3 separate regions of the Homo sapiens genome follow, and all the other regions are linked to region 1. A link is a loop called in an ENCODE intact Hi-C map of the cell type or tissue named here. Cell type or tissue: heart left ventricle. All regions are shown on one strand. Links, peaks and the distances in the headings refer to the core of each region. The heading gives the core; the rest is flanking DNA.

What was found. A loop is a pair of places that touch in the nucleus more often than their neighbours do. Peaks named below come from ENCODE experiments on the same cell type or tissue, not always from the same donor. Only the 100,000 strongest peaks of a DNase experiment are listed, where the experiment ranks them.
Region 2: it touches region 1 in a loop (23-fold over the local background); 81 of 110 quality-filtered maps call a loop at or near these places.
Region 3: a loop joins it to region 1, with 4 times the contacts of the local background. A loop is called at or near these places in 80 of 110 quality-filtered maps.

The regions. Positions count from the first base shown.
Region 1 is chr5:96,750,261-96,757,104 of GRCh38, forward strand. It overlaps CAST (calpastatin), which reads left to right. Exons shown (of 32, transcript NM_001750.7): 20 at 327-422; 21 at 3,800-3,901; 22 at 4,398-4,481. Among named protein-coding and RNA genes, the nearest start is that of ERAP1, 54 kb to the right of the region's middle. In heart left ventricle, for the core only: a CTCF peak has its summit at 2,378 (motif pointing right); no DNase peak of the experiment used is centred there; H3K27ac peaks cover 800 bases.
Region 2 is chr5:97,158,618-97,164,132 of GRCh38, forward strand. It overlaps RIOK2 (RIO kinase 2), which reads right to left. Exons shown (of 10, transcript NM_018343.3): 10 at 2,250-4,608. The coding sequence ends at 4,444. Among named protein-coding and RNA genes, the nearest start is that of LIX1, 19 kb to the left of the region's middle. In heart left ventricle, for the core only: CTCF peaks have their summits at 3,545 (motif pointing left), 3,747 and 4,850 (motif pointing left); no DNase peak of the experiment used is centred there.
Region 3 is chr5:97,152,231-97,157,745 of GRCh38, forward strand. No RefSeq gene overlaps it. Among named protein-coding and RNA genes, the nearest start is that of LIX1, 12 kb to the left of the region's middle. In heart left ventricle, for the core only: no CTCF peak of the experiment used is centred there; no DNase peak of the experiment used is centred there.

The DNA of each region.
Region 1 (6,844 bases), core at 21-5,020:
CACTTTGCCTGCATTGTCTTATATAGGCCTCTTACCAACCCTTCAGATGTGGATACTGTCATTGTTCTCATTTTACACATGTGGAAACTCAGTTTCACGAGTTTCAGTAACCTGCCTAAGGTGAGAAGTAAAACCAAGTTGAAAAAAATGGCAGCTGAAGAGTTTTAGCATGCTTTGACTTATTTACTATTTAGCAATCCTTAGGTATTCAAGAGAATCATGTTCACACCATATAATGTAGCGGAGTGTCTTGTTGGTCTACCATTACTCAGTCTTATTAACCAAATATTTCTAAACTTATTGAGAGTACTTGTGTCTTTCCTCAGGAATCTAAGGCCGCTGCTCCAGCTCCTGTGTCGGAGGCTGTGTGTCGGACCTCCATGTGTAGTATACAGTCAGCACCCCCTGAGCCGGCTACCTTGGTGAGTGACTCCCTGGGCATTTGAGCAGTGGCTTGAGAAAGTTTTCTGCCTCCTCCTGTCACTCTCTGCTGTGTATTACCATCATTTTATCTTATCCTGACAAATTAAAAATAAAATCTGATATCATTATAGTATCTGTTGTTTCTTTGGGCTTCAGGGGTGTCGTAGAAATTCAGACTAAGATTTAAATTTTTAATTAAATTACTCCCAACTGTATTTTTCTCTACTCTTCTGAAATTCTAGTTCCTCAGCTATTGTGGATAATCCTGCCTTTTCACTTCTCTGCATCTTTTAAGCCTATATGGATTTCCACCGAAAGCCCAAAGTTACTTTTTTACTGACTTTCCTGGTAGAATAACATGCAGTAAAATCATTATGATTCCTCCCCACTCTTCCCACTGCAGGAGGTGAAACTGACTCAATTTCTTTCTCTTTCCTTCTTCTTTTCGTGCTTCTCTCTCACTTTCTAATTTTCACATGAAGTATGATATTTAAGAAGGTGAATCTTTGTTTCCTTTTGATTTTAGTGTTTTTTTTCCATTAGTTAATGATTGAATTTGACTCAGGGAATAACATCTGATGGAATTATATTTCAATTGTATTTCATTACTACAGAATTAGCACATCTTCCCTCTGAACACCTACCTTTCATCATCTGCTGTGCCATTGCTCTAGATGTTTTGCAATGTCTTCTCATTAAATTTTCACAAGGACACTATGAAGTCTGTCCTGATCATCTTCCTGTAATAGATAAGGGAAATGAGGCTTTGAGTTGACCTTGATCCACTTGATATTTCAGAGCCTCAGTTGAGATGAAAGATATGGCCCCTGCTCTCAGCTGTCTTCAAGACTAGTGTGGATATGAGCCCTCCCCAGTTTTTTGGGGTTTCAGGGTACTCTTCAGGTACTTTTTACAGCATGTGTGCTAGGCCACAGTGGTAAAGAACCGGAGAGGAGGAGGGACTCTAGGAGGACTCTGGTGAAGAAAGCAGGCAAAGAGGCTGTGATTGGAGTCAAAACAACAATAGCCAGCATTCCCCAGTAGAACTCTTGTAACCAAAACCTGCACCTGCACCACCTGCCTCATCTGCCAAGTGTGACTGCCCGGGCTTTAGAGGGCTCAATTCCTTTTCAACTTTACCCTGACTGTAGAGCTGAGCATTGGATTGTTAGAAAGCAGACAAACCAGAACAAAACAAAAAGCTCTTGTTTTCCCTTTCCCCGTCCTCCTTTCCAGGGCCTTAACCCCACCAACTCTGGCCATGGTTGCCCAGGTTACTGTCACTGAGGCAGTTGGCATTTCTGGGATTGTGACACCCTCGAACGCCAGAAAGAATAGCTGTAGAGTGTAATAAAGGTCAGAGGACTCAAGAAAGGCATGAAGATTAGAGAGTAAAGGAAGACAGACCAGAGGAAGGAGATGAATGCGTTCCCTAGGTGGTTCTTGTGTGTATAAAAGAAAATTTATTAAGGAAACCCAGAGACCTGAGTTGTAGTTGTGAATTTGATAATATCAAATACTACAGAAATAGAAGTTTTAGTCCTTACTCCTGTTTCCAGATTCCTTTGTTCTTAAGTCTGCTTCTTCTCCTAGGTTTTCTTTAACTGTTTCAGTAATTTCTTAAGCAAGAGGTTGGCAAAGGGCACAGGTTTGGGGAAGCAGTGGTTTCCAAAGATTCTGTAGCATAGAGTATGAGAAAACAGAATTGTAGTGTGAGCAGGTGTCTTAAATCATGTAGCAACTCACATTGCTTGCATAAGACTTGGGTACCAGTGCAACTCTTGATATCCTTGATTAGAGTGTTGCAACTCTTAATACTTAATACTTAATTTAGGTATAATCCCAAACAGGTTAGAAACCTCAGGGATAACCTCAGGGATTTTTTTTTTTTTTTTTTTTTTTTTTTTTTTTGGTAGCTCTTGGGAATAAAACCCATGCAGTATTCAGCCACTAGGTGGTGCTAAATCACTTTTCTTTGGTGATCTTTCCTTTTGCAGTGCAGTTTATCAGAAAAACAGCTTTTCTTACTTGAAATCATGGCTAAAATATAAAACAGAAATACAGTTTTACTCTAAAATTTTAATAGGTGCTCATTGTGAGGTCAGAGATTTTAATAATAAGATTAAACTCTGAGATTGTTTGACCCAAGGCCTTTTACATTTTTGTTTGACCAAGACCAACAGTGGGAAATTCATTGATATTGCAACCCCATCCCCATACACTGGAAGCAACAGTTTAAAGAATAGTATTTATCCCTTCTATGTATGATGCATTTTATACACACACACACACACACACACACACACACTCTTACATTTTTTTTTTTTTGAGGCAGAGTCTCGTTCTGTCATCCAGGTTGGACTGCAATGGCATGATCTCGGCTCACTGCAACCTCAACCTCCTGAGGTCAAGCAATCCTCCCACCTCAGCCTCTTGAGGAGATGGGACTACAGGCATGCACCATCATGCCTGGCTAATTTTTAAAAACTTTTTGTAAAGATGGGATCTCACTGTGTTGCCCCGGCTGGTCTCAAACTCCTGAGCTCAAACAATCTTCCTGCCTTGGCCTCCCAAAATGCTGTGATGGATTACAGGTGTGAGCCACTGTGCCTGGTCCTGTTCTCTTCATTAAAAAAGAAAAGTCCTGGCCATGAACCATTAAGTTGATTCTTATGACCTACTAATGTACAGACGATTCCCTTTATTTTCCCTTGACACCATTCGTCCTCTGTGTTCACCAGTGTGATTTTAAATACCAGCATGGCCAGAGTTCATTACATTTGGGGGAGTACATTTCATTTTGAACAATCGGACCACAGGTAGACAGTTCTCACTGTGCCATTCAGGTTAGTTGGTCACAGGCAGAGTCATCAGAACCAGCCCTGAAACTCCTTTGGTCAGTAGAAGCCCTGTGGAGAAAACAGGCTTCCGAGCCTCCTCTTCTGAGACAAGCCAGGCTGTCCCACAGGAAATGGAGAGGAATGGCCTCTTGTGGGCTCTCTGAAAATCTTTCCTGTGCCGTCTATGGAATGATCTCCATAAAGACCACGTCTTTCTTTTTTCCTGGTATGCAACTTATCTGTGATACACCTCAGTCCATTGTCTTTCTTATTTCTAAACCAACTCTGGGTCAGGTCTCGTAAGTTTCACATTATCAACATATAATTTGCACACAATGTTTAATATAAGAAATTTGCTCGAATGTTAAACGTTTTGTTTTTTAAACATAGATTCTAATTCAGTTGATAACTCGAGTTATTAAAAGATAGCGTGTGCCTTTTATCTGAAATAATGATATGCCTTTCTGAATTGATAGCATATGTTTTAAAGGGAGTGATTAACCACCTACTTAATATATCCACTAATGCACTTTCAGAAGGGCACAGTGCCAGATGATGCTGTAGAAGCCTTGGCTGATAGCCTGGGGAAAAAGGAAGCAGATCCAGAAGATGGAAAACCTGTGATGGATAAAGTCAAGGTAATGGCAACTGAGATGCTTCTGGAAAATAAATATCATTGATCACCTTCTCCCCCTGCAAATAAGTTAGTCATTTGTTTTGTTTTTTATATTTCCTGTAAAACATGACCAGCTGGCTTTTTCTATTATTGTGCATATCCTGTTTAATAAGCTAAACCTGAATAAGCTGCAGTGTTGAACCCCCACAGTGGATGGTCGACATGCACAGACCGGAGGCCTCTGAGTCTCATCTTTGCCCACCTGCATTGACATTGCTGGGACTTGGGAAGGAAGGGGCAGCTGCCTGCTGCTCCTCACAGCTGTCTTGCATCCCAGCAGGCTTTCTGCTGGTGCCTGAGTCTGCCAGATGAAGTTGCTGTAGGAGCACTAAGCATACGGTCATATGTACTTCCTAACCTAATGATAGATTTGTTTACCTCAAATCTAGTCACTCAGGCATGAATTTTATGGAGAGAAAAAAACATGCTAACAATGAAAATGGTATAATTTTTCTCAGGAGAAGGCCAAAGAAGAAGACCGTGAAAAGCTTGGTGAAAAAGAAGAAACAATTCCTCCTGATTATAGATTAGAAGAGGTCAAGGTAAACAGGCTGGAGTCTTTTTCTATTTTATTTTAATTCATACTGAATTCATACACAGAACAAAGGTACTTGGGAACAGAACTGGAATATAAAGATCTTGTTTCTTCATATTTCAAACACCAAATAGTATTAGTCTACTACTAATAGTGTTAGAACACCAGATACAAAGCTAAAATATTCCTAAGTAGACTTGATCCTCAAGTGAAAGAAATCTAATGTCTAAGCTACCTAATGTTTTCCTTTCTAACCCACAGCTTGTTACAATACCAGAAATATTAAAAAACCTTGTGTAGATAGGAGAACTAAAATGAGGAATAGGCCGGGCATGGTGGCTCATGCCTATAATCCCAGAAGTTTAGAAGGCCAAGGCAGGAGCATCTCTTGAGCCCAGGAGTTCAAGACTAGCCTGGGCAACATAATGAGACCCTGTCTCTACAAAAAAATCAAAAAAATTAGGCATGGTGGCATGTGCCTGTAGTCCCAGGTACTTGCGAGGCTGAAGTGGGAGGATCACTTGAGCCCAGGAGGTAGAGGCTGCAGTGAGCCATGATCGTACCACTGCACTCCAGCCAGGGTGACAGAGCGAGACCCTAACTCAAAAAGAAGTAAAAAATGAAAAAAAATAAAATAAGGAACAATTACTTTATATAAGAAAAATTTGCAACTTTCAGATATAAGTTGGAAAAATAAGAGAACCTATTTAACATTGAGTATAGTGTTAAGTTGCCCCATTTCTTCTATTTTGAAAGTACAGATTGTACACAACAAGGGGGAAGACCCCATTATGAGTCCTGTGGTTTAAGTGCAGTCACTTAAATGAGGCGGATTCGTGGACAGTTGAACAATGTCAGTCATCTTTGTAGCAGGCCAGGATTTGAAAGAGTATTCAACTAAACTTCATTAACAATTCTAGAAAATCAAATTCATGCTTCTCACTCATCCATGTGCACTAGCCCATTTATTTAGCAGACACGGGAACTAGACTGAACTATCCGTGATTGAAAGTTTATTATTCTGGAAACCTTTATATTTGCTTCCTGAGTTTTACAATTCAGTTGCAGCCATAGCGTTTCTATTAATTTGGGCTCATTTGTACATTGCTTTGCAAAGTTCCTAGAGAGCATGCTAAGGGCCACATGTTCTGTCTCCACTGAGTGCCCATTCAGTAGAGGCTGGTCAAGTGCAGGTAAACTCTCTTCATGATAGGTGATTGGTTGGTGATTTGCTCTCTCCCTTTACTGAATTTAGTAGTAGTGTTTAAGGAAGCAGTTGATTCACAGTCCCTGATCACTTTATTCTGTAGTCATTTCATCCTCCTCTGACTTACCTCACACGTTATTAGTTACCTATTAATAACATTTTCAGGCACTAGCTTCATCTCATTTAAATCCTATGTTGGTATTCACCAGCTATGTTCCCATCAGGTCTCCTCAGTGAGATTTGGCTCCCCGAGGGCAGGCCACAACCTCCCCTTCCAGACGCAGAATGACGCAGTGATGGAAAATCGATTTCAGTTTGAGTAGGGAGCAAAAGTGCTCCCAGAGTCCCAGGCATCACTTAGGAAATTTTCTGCCTTTACAGCTAAGAGATGGTGGAGAACAAGCCCAGGTTCAGCTTTCCCCTGTACCTGAAGAATGGTCAGAAGGCAAAAGTCAGTCATGAGGGAAACAGGTGATCCAAGTTGAATATCCCTCATCTGACATGCCTGGGGACCAGAACTGTTTCAGATTTCAGACTTTTCTGGATTTTGGAATATTTGCCTCGTATCTGTTGAGCAGCCCTAGTCTGAAAATCCAAAATGCCCCCGTGAGCATTTCCTTTGAGTTGTCAGGTCAGCACTCAAAAAGTTTCAAATTTTGGAGCATTTAAATTGTTTTCAGATTTTCAGATTAGGGATACTCAACTTGTACCTCTAAACCATTGCACTTCACATTTTCAATGAAACAAAAACCAACCTTAACCAGTTTCTCAGGTGAAATATTCATATATATGTATATCTTTGTATTTACTTATTTTTGTGTAGGTGGATAAATGGGATTTACTATTAGTATATAGATCTCCTTTTACTAAAGAGCCCCGCATGCTTTCTTCATTTTGTCGTGTTACTCAAATGTGGCACTTGGAGTCATAAACAGCTTGACCTAATCTGAACCATAAGTTGCAGAGCGTTTCACTGACAGGTTAAACTCCCTGAGGGCAAGGCCTTTGTGCGATTTTCTGTTGTATTGCCAATGCTTACTTAGGTCAGGGCTTGGCATGTAGTCCTTGCATATGAGTTAGATGTGTGGCTTACAAGGTTAACCAGCATTTTCCAGACAACCTCTACAAAGCCCACCCCCATGTAGGTAAAGGGCTTATCCCAC
Region 2 (5,515 bases), core at 516-5,515, 410 kb after region 1:
CTGCAGTAACCACTGCTTGGCTACTGCCTACGTTCACTCAAGGCCCTAGGACCCTACAATCAGTTGCCTTCCATTCAGGGTAGCAGAATTCCTTTTGGCCCCAGGCAGGCCCACAGATACCATCTGGGAACCAGGGCCTGGAGTTGGAAACCTTAGTAATCTACCTGGTGCTCTATTCTACTGTGGCTGAGCTGGCACCCAAGCCACAGACAAAGCTCTTCCAACTCTTCCCTCCCTTTTCCACAAGCAAAGGAGTCTCTCTCCATGGTCACCACCACCCGAGGCCCATGGTGAGTACCACCTGGCTACTACCAGTGTTCACTCAAGGCCCAAGTGTTCTTCAGTCAGCTTGTGTTGAGTGCTGGCAGTCCTGGGACTCTTCCTTCAGGGCAGTGGGATCCCCTCTGGCCCAGAAAAGGTCCATAAATGCTGTCCAAGAGCCAAGGCCTGGAATCAGGGACCTCAAAAGCCCGCTTGGTCCTCTACTCCACTGTGGCCAAGCTGGTACTTACAGTGCAAGGCAAAGTCCCCTTTATTCTTCCCTCTCCTTTTTTTTTTTTTTTTTTTTTCAAGCAAGAGTCTCTGTCTGTAGGCACCACAGCTGGGAATATGCAGGGTCACACCTGAAGCCAGCACATCTCTGAGTTGCACCCAAGGCCTATGGTGAGTACTGCCTGGCTATCACTGCTCACTACTCAGGGCCCAAAAGCTCTTTAGTCAGCAGGTGATGAATCCTGCCTGGACTGGGTCCTTCCTTTTAAGGCAGTGGGTTCCCTTCTGGCTCAGGGTGTGTCTAGAAATGTTGTCCAGGAGGTAGGGCCTGAAGTGGGGGCCTCAAGACTCTGCCTGTTGCCCTGTGCACTATGGTTGAGCTGGTATCCAAGCTGCCAGACAAAGGCCTCTCTACTTTCCTCTCCTCTCCTCAAAAGGAAGTAGTCTGTCCTGGAGCTGCAAGCTGTGCTGTGTGGAACTGGGTGAGGTGGCTGAAGTACTCCTTTGGCCAGCCTGGTTGGTTTCTCACTAAGTCATGTGTCTTCCAAGTCCACTGATTCCACGCCCAGCCCAACTTGTTGTCCAGAAATTGCAGTCCTTGTGGCCTAGACTGCCTTTCAAGCTTATTTAGGACCCAGAGCACTTCGGCCTGTGGTGGCAAGTCTTGCCAAAATTCAGGTGTTGACCACTGAGACAGGCAATTCCCCTCTGGCTGGGGCTGGTCTAAATGCTCCCTCCATGGGCACTGAGTTCTGTCTGGTGTTGCTTTCTGCTGTGACAGGGCAGCACTGAGTTTTAATGCAAAGTCCCACAGTCACTGCACTCTTCATCCCCCAAGTGCACATTCTCTTGCCACACCATGTGGCCGCTGCCAAGGGATGGGGGAGTGGTGGCATCAGCAATTCAAGACTGTTTTTCCTACCCTCTTCAGTGCCTCTTTCAGTGGTAAGTTAAAACTAGGTACTGTGATCTCTCATCTGATTTTTGGTTCTTATGAAAGTGCTTTTTTATACGGATTGTTGTTCAATTTGGTGTTTTTGTGGGGAGAATGATTGGTGGAGGTTTCTATTTGGTCATCTTGTTCGGCCTCTACTGCAAAATGTTAATATTTTTAATGTCATTATTTACAATATTAAGGTAAAAGAAAAACTTGCAGTCTTTAAAATCTAACAACATAGGTTTTGTGAATGACACAGTTCTCTATAAAAGTATTGTAGCTTTGGAGTTATCCCCATACTCCTGGTTATTACACAACTGTGTAACCCATGGCTTTTCTGAACTTTAATCTCCAGCCTCCTTACACAGGTGCATAAGATGGCTCCAGTACTTCATAAACTAAAGCAAGGGCGAATTAAGATATGGCCTGATGCTCTCTAGGGAGATGTTCTAAGGAGGGATAAAGAAGACTGGGCATGGCGAACTGTAGCCCACCCAGAGTGCTGAATCTGTGACAGTGAAATAAACCTACACTTCAGAAAGTGCTCTGAGAACCTAACATAACTCATCCCTCTATCCTTTGTAAGTAGCAACCTGGAAGGCAGCATCAGGCAGAGTTTTTTAATTAGACAGCTATGTATTTTGTCAGAAAATTTACTAAGCAGTTGGCTAAAAGAATGATTATCTCGAGCTGCACTAACTCTGATTAGTATCCATTAAACATCTATGGTTTTGGAGAAACCTCAAAGATAGCCAGCTATGTGCCAAAGAACAGACCAATGGCTATCAATACCACAAAGTTAGCACAAATATAAACCGCATAGTTTGTAGGAAAAGTTTATTTAATGGGGAGACTAAGACGATGCAAGATGGTTACTAGAAAAACATCTTTCAGTCTGGATAAATACACAACAAAGGATCATAGCTGAAATACCAGTGACCATCACAATAGGAAAGGTGGTCAGCTTGTGGAATTTTCCTTTTGGTAACCTTAAGAAGTCATTTTAGCAGTACTAACCATACAGTATATGTCAGGCACTGTAATAAACTCTTTACAAGTGGTACTTCATTTAGTCTTCACGACACTGAGGTATACTATTAAATGTCCCCATTTTACAAGTAAAAAAATTGAGGTTAGAGAGGCCACAGAAGGTACCTGAGGTTTGGGAAGTGTAGAACCAGGATTTAAATCTGGAACTCCTAGGCAAAAAAAAGTGTTTTAACAATCACAATATACAGCTTTACATTAGTAAAATTTTGAATTTGTTTTTGTTCATTGTTCACTATGCATGTTTTAAAATGTGAGGGTTATAGCTTATCTGTTAGGACAAACTCTCTAACTTCTAATTGATGGCTAGCCAAACATATCTTCAAAAAATAACTATTATAATTATACCTTAGTTTTCAACAACCAAAACAACATATCCAAAAAAAACTAAATTCCTTAACAGATCATTTATTAGTAAATCTTCAATAACTAGCACTAATCTTTGCCCAAATGAGGTAAGGCCTCCATTTCTGATTGGAATAATTAATTCCTTGGCCCACAAGAAATCTTAGGCTATTAAAGGTAAAAATCATGTTTGTCTTGAGTTTCTTAATAGTAATGGGCTTTTTATGTAGTAGATACTCAAAAGTCAACTGAGTCAACTAGGTAAAGCTGAGCAGGATAAGGCTTTATTCCCAATTTGCTTTCATAGCTCTGAATATAAGAAAATGACTCCAAAATAAACATTCTGTGGTTCTATTAAGCTGTTTTCAACTTTACATTATAAAAATGCTTAAAAGTTGAGAGATTATACAAAATGAATACCTGAATTCAAAGATATATCTAAAATGCAAAGCAAGGGTATTTAAATATTTGAATGTCAGGTAACTTTTGAGGGAAGAGGAATTGGCATTTTCTAGCTTCTATATATTTAAGCCAATTTATTAGATAATTACAGGTCTTGCAAATAGCTAGTAGAGTTAATTTGGCAAAGGTGAAAGGGAATCTGCTGTCTTTATCAATCTTGGAAAAGTCTGTACTATATTCCCTCTGGTAGAACATAATTAGGGATGCAAGTAATCCTGTTTGGTGACTATGGGGTGATATTGCCATCTAGTGGCCATTTTTCGCTGCAAGTGATCCCCTTTTCCGACTTATGCGGCAATGAAGAGACAATAATCAGGTGCATACACTTAAGCACTCATCTTTACATCTCACTGAATTATAAAGTCCTTGAGGAAGGGACCATGGCTATGTATTTTCTTTCCTGCATTAGGTATTTGTTAACCTTGAGGTGAGAACATGTTCCGGACCCACTTATATAATAAGCATATGAGAAAGAACATTTCATTCCTCATTCTACTCCACCTTCCCCAACCCCTAACTCTTCTGCTACTCAGGCCTGCTTACAAGCTGCCAACTGTAAAAATTGTGGTAGACTATCTCAAGTAAGTTTCCATTCTCATGACCACATTACCAATGTAAGTGGCACAAAACAGATTATTAATCAATTAATTAAGCAAATTGTGCATCACTGGCTTATCTTTACTTCCAAAGGCTTATCTTTACTTCTAAAGAAAAATAAGACAGTGAAGTCCTCCAGTTGCCAAATAAAATGCAACCAAATTGTCAGCAGAATTTCAGAATCATTATGATTCTAATAGCCATGTTTTATTGAATGCTTAAGAATGTGCTAAACATTGTTCTAATTGCTTTATGTGCATTGTAGCATATCATCCTCAACAAACAGAAAACAACAAAAATGTTATTTAGATTTTTAAAAATATGCAAATGTCTCTAATAAAGTTACGTAACTGTAGTTACCCAAATTACTTTGAAAAAAATGGACTGCTTTGGCAGGTAATTATTCTTTGCAAGACACATACTGAATGACCAAATTTATAGATGAAAGAGGGTTTATTTATTAATATATGATAGCCTTGGCTCAAAAAAGACAAATGAGGGCTCAAAAAGGAATTACAGTAACTTTAAAAAATATATTAAACATATCCAAGATCCTAAATATATTATTCTCCCCAAAAGCTGGCTGCTTCCAAACTTGATTTGATATTTTGCATGTTTTCCCTACGTTGCTTGGTAAATATATTTGCTTCTCCTTTCTGCAATCGACGTCTGACAGCTGATTTTTGCTGTTTTGTCAACTGACGTTTCACCTTCTGTTTCACCAGTTCCTGGAAAGATTTCATAAATTAGTATTACTGATAATGAACCATTTCAAAAAGTACACTGCTAATATCTGTTCTATTTATATATTGACACCATGAATTTTAAGATTCCAAACACTGACAGTACTATATAGAAACTGTTATATAGGAGAAATTAAATTCCAAACAGAAATACAGATTATATAGCAAAAAATATAGTGTATAGGCAGAATTTTTAAAAAATTACCATAGTGCCACCTAGTGTCCATCATGAAAACTGATGGAAAAAACAAGATGAAACTGCTTGTTCCTCTGCTTTTTAGGTTAAAAGTAGGCTTTTAGAGTAGATTTTGTATAGAAAATTATTTTTGAAAGCATTCAGTATTGCTGAATATATCCAAGAATGCCTTCACAGTTTCAGCTGTAGAATTGACCTGATGGTAGCAATCACCCATGGAAAAGTCTTCATATGTCTTTTGATCATAAATTCAAGTTACTTATCAGTTAAGATACACTGTGCAAGTCACATGACTTACAAGATGAATAAGAAATGTGAAATACTCAGTTCACAATGACCTTTTCTTTCTCTGAAGCACTACAGTCTGTTATTTAATAACTGTATATAACCTTGTATCATTCAACTTTTCTCCTAAAAAAGAAGATAGCTGCAAAACTCTGCAAAGCCAGGAACAAGGGTCTTCTTTTTTTTTTTGAGACAGGGTCTTGCTGTGTTGCCCAGGTTGGAGTGCAGTGGCAGGAACACAGTTCACGGTGGCTGCAACCTCCTGGGCTTGAGTGATCTTTCTGCCTCAGTCTCCTGAGTAGCTGGGAATACAGGTGTATACCACTACACCTGGCTAACTTTTAAATTTTTTGTAGACAGGGGTCTTGCTATGTTGCCCAGGCTGGCCTGAAACTCTTGGGCTCAAGCGAT
Region 3 (5,515 bases), core at 516-5,515, 400 kb after region 1:
GCTACAGGCATATGATGCATAAGAATCACATCAGGGTAAATGAGGAATTCATCAGCTCAAGCATTTACCCTTTCTTTGTGCTACAAATGATCCAATTATAGTTGTTTAGTTATTTTTAAATGTATAATAAATTATTATTGACTGTCGTCAACCTGTTGTGCTATCAAACACTAGGTCTAAATCATTCTAAGTATTCTTTGGTACCCATTAACCATCCCCATTTTTCTCCCAACCCTACCTCTCAGCCTCTAGTAACCATTGTTCTTCTCTTACCTCCTTGAGTTCAATTGTTTTAATTTTTAGCTCCTACAAATGGGTGAGAACATGTGAAGTTTGTCTTTCTGTACCTGGCTTATTTCACTCAACATAATGACCCCCACTTCCATCCATGTTTTTGCAAATGACAGGATCTCATTCTTTTTTATGGCTGAATAGCACTCCATTGTGTATATGTACCACATTTTCTTTATCCCTTCATCTGTTGATGGACACTTAGGTTGCTTCAAAATCTTAGCTATTATGAACAGTGCTGCAACAAACATGGGAGTGCGAATATCTTTTCAATATACGAATTTATTTCTTTTGGGTATATCCTTAGCAGTGGGATTGCTGGATAATATGGTAACTCTATTTTTAGATTTTGAGGAACCTCCAAACTGTTCTCCAATAGTGGTTGTATTAGTTTACATTCCCACCAACATTGTATGAGGGTTCCATTTTCTCCATATCCTTGCCAGCATTTTTTTTTTTTTAATTTGAGACAGGGTCTCACTCTATCACTCTATCACCCAGGTTGGAGAGGCTGGAGTGCAGTGACATGATCACAGCTCACTGCAGCCTGGAACTCCCAGGTTCAGGTGACCCTCCCACCTCAGTCTCCCCAGTAGCTAGGACCACAGGCATGCACCACCATGCCTGGCTAATTTTTTTTTTTTTTTTTTGTAGACAAGGTTTTGCCATGTTGCCTAGGCTGGTCTTGAATGCCTGGGCTTGAGAAATCTTTCTGCCTCGGCTTCTCAAAGTGCTGGGATTATAGGCATGAGCCACTGTGCCCAGCCCAGTGTTTGTTCTTGCCTGTCTTTTGGATAAAGGCCATTTTAACTGGAGTGAGAAGATATCTCATTGTAGTTTTGATTTACATTTCTCTGATAATCCATGATGTTGAGCACCTTTTCATACAACTGTTTGTCATTTGTATGTCTTCTTTTGAGTAATGTCTATTCAGATCTTTTGCCCATTTTTAAATCAGATTACTAAATTTTTTTTCCTATTGAGTTATTGGAGCACCTTATTTATTCTGGTTATTAATCCCTTGTCAGTTGGATAGTTTTCAAATATTTTCTACAATTCTGTGGGTTGTCTCTTCGTTTTGTTGATCGTTTCCTTTGCTGTGCAGAGGCTTTTAAATTTGATGTGATCTCATCTGTCTATTTTTACTTTGGTTGCCTGTGCTTCTGGGGTATTACTCAAGAAATCTTTGCCTATTTCAATGACCTAAAGAGTTTTCCCAATGTTTTCTTGTAGTAATTTCATAGTTTGAGGTCCTCGACTTAAGTCTTTAATTCATTTTGATTTGATTTTTGTACATGGTAAGAGGCAGGGGTCTAGTTTTTTTCTTCTGCATATGGAGATCCAGTTTTCCCAGCGTTATTGAAGACACTGTTCTTTCCCCAATGTATACTCTTTGCACCTTTGTTGAAAATGAGTTCACTATAGATGTACAGATTTGTTTCTGGGTTCTCTAGTCTGTTCCATTGGTGTATATGTCTGTTTTTATGCCAGTACCATGCTGTTTTGGTTACTGTAGCTCTACTAGTTGGTGGGTCTGTCATATATGGTTTTTATTATGTTGAGGTATGTTCCTTCTGTATGCAGTTTTTTGAGAGTTTTTTTTTTAATCATGAAGGGATATTGAATTTTATCCACTTAATTTTTTCAGCAATATGAAGTCAGATAATGTGATTACTCTAGTTTTGTTCTTTTTGCTCAGGATAGCTTTGGCTATTCTGGGCATTTTTGTTTCTATATACATTTTAGAATTGTTTTTTCTATTTCTGTGAACAATGTCATTGGTATTTTGATAAGGATTACATTGAATCCCTAGCTTGCTTTGGGTAGTATGGACATTTTAACAATATTGATTTTTCTAGTCCATGAACATGGGCTCTCTTTCCAGTTGTTTGGTGTCCTCTTCAATTTCTTTCATCAATATTTTATAGTTTTCATTATAGAGTTCTTTCACTTCTTTGGCTAAGTTAATTCCTAGGTATTTTAACTTATTTATAGCTATTGTAAATGAGATTACTTCCTTGATTTATTTTTCAGATTGTTTGATGTTGGCATATAGAAATGCTACTACATTTTGTATGTTGACTTTGTATCCTGCGACTACTGAATTTTTAAAATCAGTTCTAAGAGTTTGTTTTTTGGTGGAGTCTTTAGGTTTTTCCAAATATAAGATCTTATTGTCTGTAAACAAGGATAATTTGACTTTTTCCTTTCAAATTTGGATGCCATTTATTTCCTTCTTTTTTCTGATTGCTCAAGCTAGGACTTCCAGAACCATGTTGAATAACAGTGGTGAAAGTGGACATCTTTGTTGTCTTCCGAATCTTAGAGGAAAGTCTTTCAGTTTTTCCTCATTCAGGATGATACTAGTTGTGGGTCTGTCATATATGGCTTTCATTATGTTGAGGTATGTTCCTTCTGTATCCAGTTTTTTGAGAGTTTTTTTTTTATCATGAAGGGATATTGAATTTCATCCACTTTATTTTTTCAGCATCAATTGAAATGATCACATGGTTTTTGTCCTTCATTCTGTTGATATGATGTATCACGATTGGTTTGTGTATGTTTAAACATCATTGCATCCGTGGGGTAAATCCCACTTGGTCATTATAAATTATCTTTTTAACGTGTTGTTGAATTTGATTTGTTAGTATTTCCTTGAGGATTTTTGTATCAATGTTCATCAGGGCTATTGGCCTCTAGTTTTCTTTTTTTGATGTGTTTTTTTCTGGTTTTGGTATCAGGGTAATGCTGGCCTTGCAGAATGAGTTTGGAAGTATTTCCTTCTACATTTTTCAGAATAATTTGTGTAGGATTTGTGTTAGTACTTCTTTAAATGTTTGGTAACATTCAGCAGTGAAGCCATGGGTTCCTCAGCTTTTCTTTGCTGGGAGACTTTTTATTATGGCTTCAATCATGTTACTTGTTATTGGTTAATTCAGGATTTGGATTTCTTCATAGTTCAATCCTGGGAGGTTGTGTCTAGGAATGTGTCCATTTCTCCTAGATTTTTCAATTTATTTGCATACTGTTGTTCATAGTGGTCTCTAATGATCCTTTGACTTTCTGTGGTGTCAATTGTAATGTCTCCCTTTTCATTTCTGATTTTACTTACTTTGCTCTTCTCTCTTTTTTCTTAAAATTCAGACTAAAGCTGTGTCACTTTTATCTTTTCAAAAAATCAACTTTTTGTTCCATTGATCTTTTGTATCGTTTTCTTCATTTCAATTTCATTTATTTCTGCTCTGATCTTTATTATTTCTTTTCTTCTACTAATTTGGGTTTGCATTGCTTTTGCTTTTCTAGTTCTTTAAGATGCATTGTTAGGTTGTTTAAAGTTTTTTCTACTTTTTCATATAGGTGCCTATAGCTATAAAATTTTCTCTTAGTACTTCTTTTGCTGTATTGCATAGGTTTTGGTATGTTGTGTTTCTGTTATCATTTGTTTTAAGACATTTTAATATTTCCTTCTTAACTTCTTCATTGACCCACTGGTTATTCAGGAACATATTGTTTAATTTCTATGTGTTTGTATAGTTTTCAAAATTCCTCGTTATTGATTTCTGATTTTATTCCATTATGATCAGAGAAGATACATGATATAATTTCATTTTTTGAATGTTTTAAAGACTTGTTTGGTGGCCTAACACATGATTTATCCTTGAGAATGACTCATGTGCTGAGGAAAATAATGTGTATTCATTCCGCAGCTGTTGGATGAAATTGGTCTATAGTGCAAAGTAAGTCTGATACTTCTTTGTTGATTTTCTATCTGGAAAATCTGTCCAATGCTGAAAGTGGAGTGTTGAAGTCTACAGATAGTATTGTATTGGGTTCTATCTATCTTCAGCTCTAATAACATTTGCTTTATATATCTGGGTACTTCAGTGTTGGGTGTATATACACTTAAAATTGTTACATCCTCTTGCTGAATTGACTCTTTTATCATATTGTGACCCGTGACTGCCTTTTATAGTTTTTATATTAAAATCTATTTCGTCTGAAATATAGCTACTCTTGCTCTTTTTTGGTTTCCATTTGCATGGGATATCTTTTTCCATCCCTATATTTTCAGTCTATCTGTATCTTTGTAGATGAAGTGTGTTTCTGGTAGGCAACAGATCATTTGTTTTTTTTTTTTTTTTTTAAATCCACTCAACCATTCTATGTCTTTTGATTGGAGAGTGAAATCCATTTACATTCAATGTTATTATTGATAACTAAGGACTTAACCTGCCATTTTGTTATTTGTTTTCTGGTTGTTTTGTGGTCCTCTCCTCTTTTCTTCCTTTTCATCTTCCTTTCAGTGAAGGTGATTTTCTCTGGCAGTATGTATCAATTTCTTGCTTTTTATTTTTTGTGTATCTGTTGTACCTTTTTTTATTTGATGTTACCATGAGGCTTGCAAATAATATCTTATAACCCATTATTTTAAACCAATGACAACACTAACTGCATAAACCAACAAACAAGCAAAAAAGACAAACTGATAAAAACTCTACACTTTAACTTTGTCCCCCTACTTTTAAACTTTTTATTCTTTCTATTTATATCTTATTGTACTGTGTATGTCTTGAAAACTGGTTGTAGTTATTATTTTTTATTGGTTCAGCTCTTATTCTTTCTCTGCAAGATATGGGCAGCACAATTACTGTGTTATAATATTTTGTTTGCCTGTGTACTTACTATTACCAGTAAGTTTTGTACCTTCAGATTTCTTATTGCTCATTAATGCTCTTTTCTCTCAGATAGAACTCCTGTTAGCATTTCTTGTAGAACAGGTCTGATGTTTATGAAATCCCTCAGCTTTTGTTTGTCTGGGAAAGTCTTTATTTGTCCTTCATATTTGAATGATATTTTTGCTGGATATAGTATTCTAGGATAAAAGTTTTTTTTTTTTCTTCAGCGCTTTAAATATGTTATGCCACTCTCTCCTGGCCTGTAAGGTATCCACAGAGAAGTCTGCTGCCAGATGTATTAGGGCTGCATTTTAAATTATTTGTTTCTCTTGCTGCTTTTAGGATTCTCTTTATCCTTGACCTTTGAGAGTCTGATTATTAAATGTCGTGAGGTAATCTTATTTGGGTTAAATCTGCTTGGTGTTCTATAATTTTCTTGTACTTGAATATTGACATCTTTCTTTAGGTATGGAAAGTTCTCTGTTATTATCCCTTTGAATAAACTTTCTACCCCATCTCCCTCTCTATTTCCTCTTTAAGGCCAATAA